Regions from separate parts of the Homo sapiens genome. Here region 2 is linked to region 1. The links are chromatin contacts, found by POLR2A ChIA-PET in ENCODE. All regions are on one chromosome and are shown on one strand. The core of a region is the stretch at or near the end of the contact, and the rest is flanking DNA. Distances in the headings are between cores, read along the strand shown.

Region 1 (2,653 bases), core at 49-2,548:
TGGTCTAAGACTTCATTAAACATTTGTCTATGAGCCCAAATTTCCCCAAATGACTGAGGTGTTTGGTATGAGCACATTGCATGCCCCAGGGAGCTTCAACGCCAGCAGCTTCCTGCCACGGTACAGGCAGGTTCTCTAAGCACGAGCTTTCAATTCAGGCTCCTGTCTATAGCGAGAACCAGAACACAATGCAGGGACCCACAGGGGTCATGTGGCTCCACCAGCCTCAGCCGTTCCCAAAAGCCCAGCTGCTGTTTCAGGGGCTTGCCTGGATAACTTATATCTGAGAGGTTTGCTGCACATCCTTTGAGTGATTTATGGTGAGATCTAAAATTTCTTTGTAAAAAGATACCCTTTTGCTTTGGGAGGGATCACAAGGAGCTCAGCCCTCCAGTGCCCAGGACCACCTGGGCAGATGCCACTGTTGGCACTGTATAATGTCGCCCCCCATGCAGACCTGATCTGAGCTCTGCGTGTCAGGGAATGCCACTTCAGCAGTGCCAGCCTGGGAGCTCCTCCAGCCGGCACCTACTGAGGCAGCAAATGACTTTGGGGAGGCCCTTTGGCTGGGTGCATAGGAGTCTGGGTCCCAGAGACCATAGCTCACATGTCTCAGGCTGCTTATGTACTTCCCCAGAAAGAGCCACTGTCCCAAGTGTGCTTCCTGCTGCTTTTGTGCAGTCCCATCTAGACGAGCCCCTTATGGAGACCCCTCCTCTTCTGCCTGGCACCCAATGCTCCCATCATTCAACACCTGCTACCAACACAGAAGCAGTCCATCCCCTTCTTAAATGCTACAGCCTCTGCCCCGGCGGCCACTAATCATTCTATTCGAGTTTCCCTCCAGAGCTCATCTCAGTAAATCCGGAAGAAGAAAACCTCCATCCCCAGTGAACAAGACCATGAAGGCTGCGTCAGTGTTCCCAGGTTTCAAGCCAAGCTGGAGAAAGATCACAACAGAGACCAGACCCGCATTCTCCGGCCCAATTCCACATGGCTGAGAGAGCCAGCTAACCAGACGCAAACACACGCGGCAGGATGGCACGCGACTGAGGCAAGGAATAAGCCTCAACTCATCAGTAAGTCCACGGGGTCTCCGCCCCCAGCATGTGGGAGAGGGAAACTAGCCCAAAGTCAGCGTCCTGATTGTGCTTTGGATTTGCCCAGGGCTGAGCACTCCCTGGTCCGAGGTACCCAACAAGCTGACCTGAGAATGGGCTGCATCCCCTTCCCTCCCTCCTTCCCTCCTTCCCTCCTCCTCTCCTTCCTCCTCCTCCTCCTCCTCCTCCTCCTCCTCCTCCTCCAGCTGACTCCTTCTGCTGCTGCCTCTGCCGCTGCTGCCTCTGCCGCTGCTGCGGTCTGCAGTCACTTGAAGGAGAAAGATTTCGCAGTACGGCATTCTTAAAGCTGCAGTGTCCAAATTCTCCTTCAAACCCCACTGTCACCGACATCAGCCAACTTACCGGGGTCCTTCGCAGAGGGTAGGTGGGCAAGGAGATGGGGATGGGGGGCTTGGAGAAGTCAGACAGGTGGGAACCAGACGCTCAGACTCTGGCAAGGGTAAAGAGGAGAAGCAGGCTGTACCGTGAGAGCCTCTGCAGTTAAACCAGGTTTCTGGGACTGCAGCGGGACTGCAATGGAGTAGTTTTTTTTTTTAATCGTAAAACCTCCACCAAAATCTTCTCCACAAACTTATACTCTTTGTAGCTTAATTAAAATACAAGGTGCAAACATAAAACCAACATGAGAAAGAAACCCAATCTTTAAAAAAAAAAAGAATTCAAACAGCAATTTAAAAAATTATTCCTAAAAATTTACTCCTGTGAGCAACTGACTCAGCTCTCCCCACAGTGCTGTGCCGGTAAGCCAACGGGGAAGGACCTGGATGGAGTTCTTAGCGCCCAGAGTTTCTGCAAAGTGCAGGCAGAGGACTCCGGCTTCTTAGGGGAGAAAGCTTTTTAAAACCCAAAGGAAAGGGGATCTTTCTGCTGGCTATCCAAGGAGCGTGTCAATGAGCTGATCTAGCATCCAGAAACCAACACACCCCTCCCTGAAAGTTACCTCTCTCCTCTGCTCAGCTGCTGCCGTCCTGCCTGGATGCTGGCAAGTTCAGACTGCTTCGGGAGAGGCAGGACCCGAAATAAGAAGTGTCAGCTGGGTCCCTGCACCCAAATGGTGCCGGGAGTCAATGCTGCAGGAGGCAGGGATGGTCTCCCCCACCATGCACCCGCCCCCCGCCGGTTGAATTTAAACCCCTGACACTGCAAGATGCTCACTCCTATAGAGACACCTCTCCGCGGAGCCTCCTCCCTCCCCCACGCTCTCACACAACTAGGTCCAAAGCTTTGCCCCACCTCCCAGATTTGTTCACCTGAAGATGCTTTTCTTGAAAAAACAAAACAAAACAAAAACAAAAACAGAAGATTGAGACTCTGCAGAGTCTTTAATCCTTAATTCTGGAGAAGGCGGGACTTGTTCAAAAGTTTGAGAATTGCAGCCTGATGCCCAGGAAGGAGCAGAGGTGATGAGCCGACAGTCTGCTTTGCACCAGACAAGTTGACACCGTTGCTTTATCAAGAAGGGCAGAGGTAGACCCGGGGTGAAGAGAAGAGGAAAATTCCTCTCCATCCACTGGCAAATTCTCAACCGTTTG
Region 2 (2,653 bases), core at 96-2,595, 190 kb after region 1:
CCGGCAGGTCTCTTGACTTGTTGCCAACCCTCCCTTCCCCAACACACGGGAAGAGCTAAAACAGAAGCAGAAGGGAAGAATGAAGAAGAGACCAGAGCATTTCAATACACAGGCCTGAGCATTTTACATTTGAAAATGATGGGGGCCGGGCGCAGTGGCTCACGCCTGTAATCCCAGAACTCTGGGAGGCCGAGGCCAGTGGATCACTTAAGGTCAAGGGTTCGAGACCAGCCTGGCCAACATGGGGAAACCCCATCTCTACTAAAAATACAAAAAAAAATTAGCCGGGCATGGTGGCACACACCTGTAATCCCAGTTACTTGGGAGGGCTGAGGCACAAGAATCGCTTGAACCCAAGAGACAGAGGTTACAGTGAGCCGAGATTGCACCACTGCACTCCAGCCTGGGTGACAAAGTGAGACTCTGTCTCAAAAAAAAAAAAGAAAAGAAAATGAAAATGATAGGAAAATCTGTGAGTCAAAGAACAGGGAGAGTAGTTTGACCTTGCACAGCTGGCAGGCAGGGACTGGAGGAAAAATCAAAAGACTCCAGGCTATTCCATAAACCAGCTCCGAAAGCCCCACGCAAAGCCCCCCAGAACACTCCACCTCATTTAATGCTGACAGCACTCCTACGAGGTTGCAGTTCTGTCCTCTTTTTTATAGAGGGGGAAACTGAGGCACAAAAGGGGAAAGGTTTGACCAAAGCGTGACTCACAGCTGTCAGGAGGCAGGGCCAGGGTTCAGACAGAGACTGTTCTGACTCCGAGCCATGCCTTGTCCCCTCAGCCTCTCTGTGCCCCGCGCTGCCTGGCACTGTGTTAGCTCAAGACGTATTTATTCAATGCACGATCTGGAATAAACAAAGCCCTCCCAGCTCGCACATCAGCCACTCAAACAAGCATTTGTTGAGGATGTTGAGGGTGACAAAGGCAGCGTTTGGCCAGCCGCTCTGACTTCCTGGGCCTCCAGGCCGTCCAGGCACAAGCTGATCTGAGAGGAGACAAAAGGGAGACGTCCACAGACAGGATAAGTGTCGAGTGCCCCACTCTGCTGCACCCCTGGGGAAGCTCAGAGGCTGGGGTTTTAGATTTGGGCGTGGCACTTGCTGAATATCTCCTAAGGCCTGGGTAATCTGCTAACATCCGAAGTCCCACTAGAGCCTCTCAAAAAAGGGGAGCAAGTCCCCTTTTTACAGCAGGAGAAGCTGAGGCCCAGAGGGTTCAAGGGCGGTCCAGGGTCACATAGCCTGATTATGGTAGGCAGGGTTCCTCCAGAGCCTCCGTGGGGAGCATCTGGGGCCACAGTGCCTGAAGCTGGAAGGGCACACTTTGAAGCAGCAGCTTGGCCAGCCGGGGTGGAGCTGAGTCATCTGTCCCTGGGGAAGATTTATGGTGCTGAAGTCTTTGGGACCAGGTCGGGGGTGAGGACTAAATTCTGACCTTTTTTCTCTCTTGCCCAAATTCCTACCTAAGGGGCCTAGGGAGTGTGAAAGGAAAATAAATCTTGGGATCCCAAAATCACTAAGCTAAAGGGAAAAGTCAAGCTGGGAACTGCTTAGGGCAAACCTGCCTCCCACTCTATTCCTTAAAAAAAAAAGCTACTAAGATTAAAACAAAAAAAAAAACAAAAAACTAAATGGCCGGGCACGGTGGCTCACGCCTGTAATCCCAGCACTTCAGGAGGCTGAGGTGGGTGGATCACAAAGTCAGGAGATCGAGACCATCCTGGCTAACATGGTGGAACCCCATCTCTACTAAAAATACAAAAAATTAGCTGGGCGTGGTGGCGGGCACCTGTAGTCCCAGCTACTCGGGAGGCTGAGGCAGGAGAATGGTGTGAACCCAGGAGGCGGAGCTTGCAGTGAGCCGAGATCGCGCCACTGCACTCCAGCCTGGGCGACAGAGTGAGACTCCACCTCAAAAAAAAAAAAAAAAAAAAAGGCTACATACCTCCCTCACAATTTGTCCACAAGGAAATTCCTTGTGGACAAAGGACAGACCGAACTCAGTCATCCTCTGCTCACTGAGATCAATGCATATCTGATTGCCTCCTTTGGAAAAGCTCATCAGAAACTCAAAAGAATGCAACCATTTTTCTGTTAATCTACCTGTGACCTGCAAGCCCCCTCCCCACTTCGAATTGTCCCACCTTTCCAGACCAAACCAATGTACATCTTACATATATTGACTGATGTCTCATGTCTCCCTAAAGTGTATAAAACCAAGCTGTGCCCTGATCCCCTTGTATAATAAACATGTCATCAGGACCTCCTGAAGCTGTGTCACAGGCGTGTCCTAACCTTGGCAAAAGAAACTTCCTAAATTAAGACTTGTCTCAGGTACCCTTTGGTTTACAGAAGTCACACCCTAGAAACCGTAGAATCTCATCAGATGGGTTTTAGTTCACCTGATCTAATGTGGCTCACTTTTCAACCTGACTCCAACGTAACATCGCATGACAGATAAAGAAACAGATAAAGAAGGAAATCCGTCAAGCGTGATGACTCATGTCTGTAATCTCAGCACTTTGGGAGGCTGAGGCAAGAGGATCGCTTGAGCCCAGGAGTTCAAGACCAACCTGGGCAACATGGTGAAACCCTGTCTCTATAAAAAAAAATAAAATAAATAGCCAACATGGTGGTCCCAGCATGT

Evidence for each region. ChIA-PET counts read pairs that join two places held with the same protein, here RNA polymerase II (POLR2A).
Region 2: POLR2A ChIA-PET joins it to region 1 with 14 read pairs in IMR-90. The contact joins two enhancer-like sites. POLR2A ChIA-PET finds 5 or more read pairs at or near these places in 3 of 52 experiments (AG04449, BJ and IMR-90).

What each region holds. Positions count from the first base shown.
Region 1 is chr1:9,200,518-9,203,170 of GRCh38, forward strand. No RefSeq gene overlaps it. Among named protein-coding and RNA genes, the nearest start is that of MIR34AHG, 20 kb to the left of the region's middle. Within about 2 kb of position 1,299, at least 6 of the 41 ENCODE cell types and tissues checked have a DNase peak (open chromatin) inside an H3K27ac peak, as active enhancers do.
Region 2 is chr1:9,387,654-9,390,306 of GRCh38, forward strand. No RefSeq gene overlaps it. Among named protein-coding and RNA genes, the nearest start is that of LINC02606, 40 kb to the right of the region's middle. Within about 2 kb of position 1,346, at least 4 of the 41 ENCODE cell types and tissues checked have a DNase peak (open chromatin) inside an H3K27ac peak, as active enhancers do.